Regions from separate parts of the Homo sapiens genome. Here region 1 is linked to region 2. The links are chromatin contacts, found by Hi-C or POLR2A ChIA-PET in ENCODE. All regions are on one chromosome and are shown on one strand. Each heading gives the region's core, a stretch centred on a gene start or an enhancer-like site at or near the end of the contact. The rest is flanking DNA. Distances are from core to core; before and after follow the strand shown.

Evidence for each region. A loop is a pair of places that touch in the nucleus more often than their neighbours do. ChIA-PET counts read pairs that join two places held with the same protein, here RNA polymerase II (POLR2A). Pooled maps may share reads with other maps.
Region 1: a loop to region 2 is called in a map of mammary epithelial cell, with 5 times the contacts of the local background. The contact joins the promoter of SLC7A5 here to the enhancer-like site in region 2. A Hi-C loop is called at or near these places in 15 of 168 maps with a recorded cell type or tissue (B cell, GM11168, GM12878 and 11 more), 37 of 37 single-sample maps with no recorded cell type and 20 of 50 pooled maps. POLR2A ChIA-PET finds 5 or more read pairs at or near these places in 35 of 52 experiments (A549, A673, AG04449 and 28 more).

The regions. Positions count from the first base shown.
Region 1 is chr16:87,866,172-87,870,841 of GRCh38, forward strand. It overlaps SLC7A5 (solute carrier family 7 member 5), which reads right to left and starts at 3,336. Exons shown (of 10, transcript NM_003486.7): 1 at 2,714-3,336. The coding sequence starts at 3,251. RefSeq lists enhancers at 235-284, 3,890-4,649, 4,094-4,670, 4,650-4,670 and a silencer at 3,300-3,649.
Region 2 is chr16:87,805,084-87,809,745 of GRCh38, forward strand. No RefSeq gene overlaps it. Among named protein-coding and RNA genes, the nearest start is that of MIR6775, 27 kb to the right of the region's middle. RefSeq lists a silencer at 575-913 and enhancers at 838-1,781, 1,777-2,176, 1,782-2,723, 2,257-2,376, 2,427-2,566 and 1 more. Within about 2 kb of position 1,793, at least 23 of the 41 ENCODE cell types and tissues checked have a DNase peak (open chromatin) inside an H3K27ac peak, as active enhancers do; they include A673, B cell, HCT116 and 4 more, where a contact is called at or near this core.

The DNA.
Region 1 (4,670 bases), core at 2,086-4,585, 63 kb after region 2:
CCTCTGCGTACTGCCTGGGAACATGGCAAAACCATTTTAGGCTTTAAAAAAAAGGTGGAGAACAAGTTGTACATTATGATCTTTTAAATAAATAGGCCAGCGATATATTTGTAACAGAAGCAGCTCCGGAAGCATACACTGTCAGCCGCAGAAACTCTGGGGGTCGGGGGTGGTAAAGGAGGAGAAATGTGTCACCCAGGCAGGAGCTCAGTGGCACCATGCTTGGTTCAAGCAGTTCTCCTGCCTCAGCCTCCGAGTAGCTGGGACTACAGGTGTGCGCCATGACGCCCAGCTGATTTTTGCTTTTTTTTTGAGATGGAGTTTCGCCTTGTTGCCCAGGCTGGAGTGCAGTGGTGCGATCTCAGCTCACTGCAACCTCCACCTCCTGGGTTCTAGTGATTCTCCTGCCTCAGCCTCCCGAGTAGCTGGGATTACAGGCATCTGCCACCACACCCAGCTAATTTTTTGTATTTTTAGTAGAGATGGGGTTTCACCATGTTGGCCAGGCTGGTCTCGAACTCCTGACTTCAGGTGATCCGCCTGCCTCGGCCTCCCAAGTGCTGGGATTACAGGTGTGAGCCACAGTGCCTGGCTGGTTTGAATTTTTAAATGATGATGAATTCATGTATGACTGATGTGATTTTTATTAGAAAGAGAAAACTAGGCAGCGCCCCATCCTACGTCTCCTTCCTGGTGGCCAATGAAGCATTTCCCACGACTCACTCCTGGCACCAGCAGGAAGTCAGAGACTCAGCACCCAGGGGCTGCTTTTTTTTTTTTGAGACAGGCTTGCTCTGTCACCCAGACTGGAGTGCAGTGGCGGGATCTCAACTCACTGCAACCTCCACATCCCGGAGCATGCCTCAGACTCATAAGCAGCTGGGATTACAGGCGTGAGCCACTCTGCCCGGCTAATTTTTGTATTTTTAGTAGAGATGGGGTTTCACCATGTTGGTCAGGCTGGTCTCGAACTCCTGACCTCGGTAGATCCGCCCGTCTCGGCCTCCCAAAGTGCTGGGATTATAGGCGTGGGCCATCACACCCAGCCAACCAGGGGTTCATTTTTTAAAGATAAGAGTGCAGGCTGCGTAAGCTACTATCCATGTCGTTACATACCGGGCCGACATGTACCTAGGCGGGAGGGAGACTGAACCAGTGAAATTCTAATGACAAAAAAAGAAATCAGAGTCATCCCCTACATTCACATCTCCAACGCCCAGCTGGAAGGCACAGGCTCTCCCCACTGCTGTCCTGCTACGATTTTTCCCGGCTTTGACCTGCATGGTGGTGCGGCTGCTCGACTCAGAGCCTCAGAGAAACCACACAGAGCCCTGCTGAGTCTTGCCCTCGGGGCATTCTCACATTTATGAAGAAATGCCTCCCCCTCCCCCTCCCCCCCAAAGTACGGTGTGGCAGAAAACAGCGCCAACAGGTCCTGCCAGTCAGAAGCCACTCCCCTGATTTCATGGCTCAAGACCCCAACTATAAATTAGCCCTTCCCACCTTGAATGTGTACACACACTATTGAGATGCAGGCCGATCCATGCCATGGGATGAATCTGAGAATTGCCAAGACCCACCTTCCCACGCCACCCAACCAAATCATGTGGCATCTGCTACAAGTGATTTTCCCCCTGAAATCCCACAAGAAAACTATTTTGAGGCCGGGCACGGTGGCTCACGCCTGTAATCCCAGCACTTTGGGAGGCCGAGGCGGGCGGATCACAAGGTCAGGAGATCGAGACCATCCTGGCTAACACGGTGAAACGCCGTCTCTACTAAAAATACAAAAAAAATTACCCGGGCGTAGTGGCGGGCACCTGTAGTCCCAGCTACTCGGGAGGCTGAGCCAGGAGAATGGCATGAACCTGGGAGGCGGGCTTGCGGTGAGCCGAGATCGTGCCACTGTACTCCAGCCTGGGCGACTGAGCGGGACTCAGTGTCAAAAAAAAAAAAAAAAAAGAAAGAAAAAGAAAAAGAAAACTATTTTGAAAAGCAGTTATCTCTGGCCTGGTGAAGAACACACCAGCACCATGCCCACCAAAACAGGAGCCCCATGGCTGTTTCCCAGAGAAACCTGGGACCCGCACGTCCATTCACTGCAACACAGACTGAATCTGCAGCCAAGCTCCGCTCTCTCACTACTGGGAACCCTCAGGGGGGATCCCTTAGCCTAAATCAGCACCAGTCACTACCCGCACACGATGTTATTACTACTGTTTTCTTATGAGTCAGCCCGTGTCACTGATTCCTGACGAGCTGGTGTGGAGAGCAGAAATGAATGATTTTTTTTTTAACTGCAATTTCCTTCTCACCAACCAGTCAGCAATCGGAGCTCTAACAGTAAACCGATTGCTCAGTTACTCCACGTGGGTGCCACGCAAGAGGCTGGGAGTATTGCTCAGCGGGGCCAACGGGAGGGTGGCACTTGCCTAAACCGCTTAAGTGGGGGAATGGAATGCCCACCGAAGGGCAGGGCAGGGACCCTGCTGTCCCGTCACTGAAGATATTCCCAGCCTGTGGGGAGAAGTGTAAAAGAATGAATGAAAGAAACGCACGTGGTTTCTGGGACCAATGACCTTAGCCTAGAACTGCCGGGATGGTCCAGGAACGTAAAGATGTAGAGATGTGGGAGCCAGGGGCGTAGTGATGCAAGGATGCAGGGACCCAGAGACTACGACCTCCCAACCCCCGGCCCGCGCCCCGTACTCACGCACGCAGAGGCAGGCCACGAGCTTGGCTGCCTCCTCGGGCACCGGGCAGGTGGGGAAGAGCGGCTTGAGCAGGTAGGTGGCGAAGACCAGGGCCACGATGTACTGCGATGAAGGCCGGATGATGAGCAGCTCGATCCAGAGCTTGAGGAAGGCGGGCAGCGAGCCGTAGACCTCCAGCATGTAGGCGTAGTCGCCGCCCGATTTGGAGATGGTGGTGCCGAGCTCCGCGTAGCAGAGCGCGCCCACGATGGAGAAGACGCCGCACGCGGCCCACACCACCAGCGCCAGCCCCGGCGAGCCTGCCTCCTTGAGCACGCCCGTGGGCGTCACGAAGATGCCCGAGCCGATAATGGTCCCCACGATGATGGCCACGCCGTTGAGCAGCGTGATGTTCCGCTGCAGGGTCACGCCCTCGCCCTCGCCTGCCGGCGCCGAGCCGTCCGCGCTCTTGGCGGCCAGCATCTTCTCCCGCGCCTCTTCCTTCTCCTCGGCCGCCGGCGCCGCTAGCGCGCGCCGCTTCGGGCCCGCACCCGCCATGCTCTGCGCACCGGCCGGGCCTGGGACACCCGGGAGCCGCGGCCCAGCGAGCAGTGTGCGCGCCGCCCGCCGCCCGCAGCTGCGTCAGGAACCCCGCCCGCGCCGCCTTTTAGGCCCCGGCCCGCCGGCCCCGCCCACCGTCCGCGGCTCCTCCCCGCCCCGTGGCCCGGCCCCGTCCCTCAGCCCCGCCCCCTCGGCCCAGCTCGGAGCACGTGCGTCGTCCGGCCCAGCCTGGCGGGCTATTCCCAGGCCCGCGTGGTCCTCGAAGGCCCCAGTCCTCCTGCGCCATGGAGACCCCGGCCTCGCGACCTCCCCCCTCCCGGCGCCCGCGTCATCCCAGCCCGTCCTCCCGGATGCGCCTGGGCGGGGCCTGGCAGTCAGGGCGCGCCCCTTCACCCACTGGCCCGCAGCCTCTCGTCAAGCCTGGGAGCGGGCAGTGCACCAGGGCTGGCCTGAGGCCAAGGATGGAGTTTGGGGTACCCCCCGAAGGGAACCTAGGCTCCTGTCCCGGATGGGCCGAGGGGATGGAACCGCCCCCACAACCAGCTCCTGGGGCACGGGGGAGGGATGAGAGGATGACCTGAGGGGAAGCTCCTGCAGCCTCCTTCCAGCCTGGGGGCTGCATCAGTGGGGCTGGTGAGCCGCGAACTGGGACGAGGGAAGAACCGAACCGAGGCCACCCAGTAATTCCCATTGTATCCCAAAAGAATCTTGCCAAAGACGGCGATCCGGTGCCCGTAGCTTTGAGAAGCAGTAATAACACAGGCTTTGGGAAGCCAGCAATCTGCCTGAGCTCAATTTAATCAACAGAACCGGGGGTTCGCTGGGAGCCATAAGACCCCCACCCCCAAATCTACCTGGGGAATTCAAAGGCAGGCTTCAGTGTGAAGGGGCTTTAAAGCTTGTTATTCCTAGGGAATGCGAGAGGCATCTTAGCTAAAAAGGGTTGAGAGGTAATTTCAGTTAGAGGCGAGAGCAGGATGCCAAGGCTCCTAGGCCTGGAAATGGGAAGGAATATAAATACTGCCCCGAGATTGACCAGACTGGTGAGCGGCCAAAGACCTGTTCAAAGGGTGTGTGTGGGTCAGGGAGGAAGCTCCTCAGTATCACCCCACCCCGGGGTTCCTTGGCGTGTGTGCAAACGAGTCCTTGGAAGCTCACAGCAGGCATGTGGGGAGGCCTTTGTTCTGGGTGAGCGTTCAGCCTCCCAGGGCAAACACGCAAACACCGGTTGCAGAGCTGGGTGTTCACAGCAAGACAGTCTGCTGGGCAGATGCCTCTGGAATCCACAGAATTCTGAACAATAGCCGTGGTGGAGGGGGGTCAGAATCCCTGTCGTGCTGGGACCTCTAGCTGCAGCCAGGAATGTCCAGGCCCCACCCCAGGGAGGGGGCGGCTGAGGAATGCCAGGGCTTGTCA
Region 2 (4,662 bases), core at 543-3,042:
CTCTGTGGCCCGCTTCCTCCCATGTCATAGTGGTCATCATAGCCCTGCCACCTGCCCATCTGCCTGTGGCTCACCCAGCTGGGAAGGAACTGAGAGTTGTGAGATCCACACACACTCCCCAGGCAGGGGCTCTCCCCGCCCTGACCTTGGTGCATGGACCCCTGGCCTTTTTTTTTTTTTTTTTTTTTGAGATAGAGTCTTGCTCTGTCACCCAGGCTGGAGTACAGTGGCGCGACCTTGGCTCGCTACAACATCCGCCTCTCGGGTTCAAGCGATTCTCCTACCTCAGCCTCCCAAGTAGCTAGGATTACAGGCATGCACCACCATACCGGGCTAATTTTTTTTTTTTTTTTTTTTTGAGACAGAGTTTCACTCTTGTTGCCAAGGCTGGAGTGAAGTGGCACGATCTCAGCTCACCACAACCTCCACCTCCCAGGTTCAAGCAATTCTCCTGCCTCAGCCTCCCGAGTAGCTGGGACAACAGGCATGCACCACCAGGCCTGGCTAATTTTGTATTTTTAGTAGAGACAGGATTTCTCCATGTTGAGGCTGGTCTCGAACTCCTGACCTCAGGTGATCCGCCCGCCTCGGCCTCCCAAAGTGCTGGGATTACAGGCATGAGCCACCATGCCAGGCCAATTTTTTGTATTTTTAATAGAGAAGCGGTTTCACCATGTTGGCCAGGCTGGTCTCGAACTCCTGACCTCAGGTGATCCACCTGCCTCGGCCTCCCAAACTTACGGGATTACAGGTGTGAGCCACCGTGCCTGGCGGGCCCTGTGTTTTGATACCTGAGAAGGTGCAGCTCACCTGGTTCTGGAGTTTAATTGGACCCTGAGTTCTCCCAGTGGAAGTCTGAGAAGGCCAAGCTGAGCTCGATGGCTGTCAGAATCCTCATTTACATTGGATGAACAGGGCGCAGTTTCCCCTGCTCCGGAGGATGGTGGGGTGAGGTGGGAGCCCAGCCTGGGGGAGTGGGGGCAATAGAAGCTGTGGGAGCAGCAGCCCCCCAGGGGCCAGGACCACGAAGCCTCCAGGGACGAGCAAGGAGGCCGCAGAGGGCCAGGCATCAGAGTGGAGAGCAGACGCACAGGACACCCAGAGAGGCCCCTGCCCCTACCTCGCCCCCTCCAAGAACATGCTCTTCCAGTGAAGTCACTGCAGCCCCACTCCCTCCCCACACGGAGGAGGAGGCAGCTTTAGGGTACCTAGGACACGAAGGTGACCAAGACACACCACTGTGGTCAAGGGGCGTGTGGCTGAGGACGACATCTGTCAACCTCCCTTACCATGACTCACGTTCAGAAATCCACAGACATACGCATACATGTGTCGGAAACAAAAGTGGCACCGACAGTTCTCTCAAAGGAGCCGTGTTCTGCGCAGACACCCGCAGCCCCTGTCCAACATACAGCCAGGTAAAGCTGCAGCCGGGCCTCCCGGCACCCCAGGCCCCTCCCTTTGCAGCCGGGGCACGGCCCACAGCTCTTTAAAAAGCCCACTGCCTTACATCCCCACGCTGTCCTGCAGAAGACTGCAGTCAGGTCTTCTGCCTCCCAGAATCATTTCCCCAGCAGCCCGGCGGCGCCCACCCAGCCCCAACGGGGCCTGTCCTGGGAGGTGCCTGCAGGGCGGCTCTTGTTTTCTTTCCCACTTCTGTGCCCACGTGCATTTGTAAGGGCTCCGGGAGGAGGGGGCTTCCCTTTTCTGTGGGTCTCTTTCAGGTCCTCCTTCCACAGAGCTACACAAGGCCCCACTAATTGCTCTAATTGCCTTGCCGCCACCTGGTGCAGATGCAGCCGCCTTTCCAAACGGAGCTGCCGGGCAGGGCTGTAACTCATACTTCCTGCTTGAATCATGTCTGCCTCTTACATCAGCCACCAGCCTCTTTTTCATCCAGCATGGGAGGGTGCAGCTGGGGCAGAGCTGCCGTTGATGTAAAGTCACTAAGCCCTGGGGGCTGGGTTCATGAGTGGGATGGGAATGGAGGTGCCCCGGGGGCTCCTCTTTCTCTCCAGAACATGCTGCACCCTTTGTGGGCAGGTTGGCACCTGTACAATTGGAGATAATGGGTGTCATACGGTCCAGTTGCTCCTCTGAGCTGCTCTGACACGCACCTGCCCTCACCTGGGACACGGCAGGCTCCCCTGTGAGCCACCCCTGGAGGCGCGGTTCCTGGAAGCAGGGAGGGAGGAGGGCAGGGAGGTTGGGGTGGGGCCCTTTAAGGAGTCAGCCCTGCCCTTTAATCCTCACAGGGACGATGGGAGCCAGGATGGCTGCCAGCGTTTCGAGATAACGCCAGCCATGCAGGGCCTGGAAGGGGGAGCATCACCCAGGCACCTCACAGAGCACACATATGCAAAGCCACACGGTCCACACCCCAGCAGACACGGGAGAGAGGCTTCGCACCACCAGCTCCCAGTGATGATGCTGCCTGCCTGCAGCCTGGTGTTTGCAGCTGGACTTAGTTCTTAACCAGGGGATACAGCAATGTTTAGAACAGGGGTGTCCAATCTTTTGGCTTTCCTGGGCCACCCTGGAAGAAGAATTGTCTTGGGCCACACATCAAATGCACTAACAATAGCTGATGAGCTAAGAGAAAATCACAAAAAAAATCTCATAATGTTTTAAGCAAGTTTACGAATTTGGGCTGGATGCAGTGGCTCATGCCTATGATCTCAGCACTTTGGGAAGCTGAGGTGGGTGGATCACTGAGGTCAGGAGTTCGAGACCAGCCTGGCCAACATGGTGAAACCCCGTCTCTACTAAAAATACAAAAATTAGCCAGGCGTGGTGGTGCCTGCCTGTAGTCCCAGATACTTGGGAGGCTGAGGCAGGATAATTTCTTGAACCCAGGAGGCAGAGGTTCCAGTGAGCTGAGATTACGCCACTGCACTCCTGCCTGAGCAACAGAGCAAGACTCCATCTCAAAAAAAAAAAAAAAGTTTATAAATTTGTGTTGGGCCTCATTCAAAGCTGCACTGGGCCACAGGTCGGACAAACTTGGCGTAAAATATTTTTGGGTTGTCACAATTAACTAACGGGGAGGTTGCTGCTGGCCTCCAGTCGGTGGAGGCCAAGGATGCTGCTAAGCATCCTGCAATGCACAGGAAACAACCAATTAACCCCACAGTGAAGAATTATCCAGCCCCCAATCCCAGTGACCAAGACTGAAAAACCCGGGCTGGGAGAGACAGTGCTGCCATCGATTGCTTATGTCTGCCACTGGTGCAGACAGGGTGGTGGTGATGCCTGCAATCCTAATCCCACCCGGCAGACTGTCCTGAATGTATAACCCATCTCACCTCCCACTGTTCTCTCTGGGACCTTCACACCTATAGTCTCCTTTGCTCTGTGAGCTCCAGGTTGAGGAGAGGTGCTTGGACCTGGGCCACCATGTTGCACAACTGCGTAGGTTCTGCAACATGTTGGCCTCCTTTGGATTGTTGTTGTCTTGAGGATGGTTTTTATACAGGCCGGGAGTTGAAATCTCAAAGAGCTACAGGGCCCAGACCCAGGAAAGAGATGAGTGAAGTGGGCAGGTGGGAATGATGGTTAAATGCAGAGGCGTGCCACAACCAAGGGGCAACAGCCTTCAGCCCCCGCCACTTCCAGGCTCTGAGGATGGTGAGCCCCAGATTACTAAATCTTTCATTTTTTTAAAAGGAAGTAAAAAATGTGTTTTTCTTTTTTAAATGTGAAATTGGCCGGGTGCACCTTGACCTCCAAAACTGCTGGGATTACAGGCATGAGCCATCACACCTGGTCAGGAATCTGTTTTTTAAAAGATTTTAAACAATGTTCTTTATCTTGATAGGGATTCGGGTTAACAAGTGTATGTGTCTGGCAAAACTCATGAAGTGGTGCCTCGTAGGTAGTTTGCTTCAGTGTATGTGACTGTACACAAAGAAGAAAGAAGGAAGGGGTGGAAGGAAAGGAGAAAGGGAAAGAGAGGACCATAAACCAATGCTGAACACTAGTTGAAGCCCAAGTCCAGTATGATTTCCAGAGGTTTCCCTAACACCCGCTATCCCATAACTCAACCATTTTACCATGTCCTGTGCCACTGGTATTCTTTTTTTTTTGAGACAGAATCTCGCTCTGTCACCCAGGCTGGGGTGCAGTGGCATGATTTTGGATCAACGTTGTCAGCGGGGTCCCCGCAGGAGATCTGAGCACAAGTTCCTTCTGGGAGCAGGGAGGTGCATAGGCACCTGGATCATCATTTCCGCTTCTGGGGTGGCAATTCTCCTAGAACCTGTTCACAGCTGTGGCATTCGTGTCCTGGAACTGCTATCATTAGCTTCCACAAAACAGGTGGCTCTAACAACAGAAACTGAGGGTCCTGCAATCCTGGAGAACTAAAGTCCAAAATCAAGTTGTCAGCAGGGCCTGCTCCCTCCAGAGGCTCTAGAGGAGGCTCCTTCCTTCCTCTTCCGGCTCCTGGTGGCCCCCAGAGTCCCTTGGTGCCTGGCTGCATCGCTCCAATCCCTGCCTTCCCCCTCACACAGTCTCTCCTCTGTGTCTGTGTCCAAATTTCCCCCTTCTTATAAGGACACCTGGCATTGGGTTCAGGGACGGCCCCTCGGTAAGTATGACTCATCTTAGATAATCACATCCGCAAAGACCCTGTTTCCAAACAGAGTCACATTCACAGATACC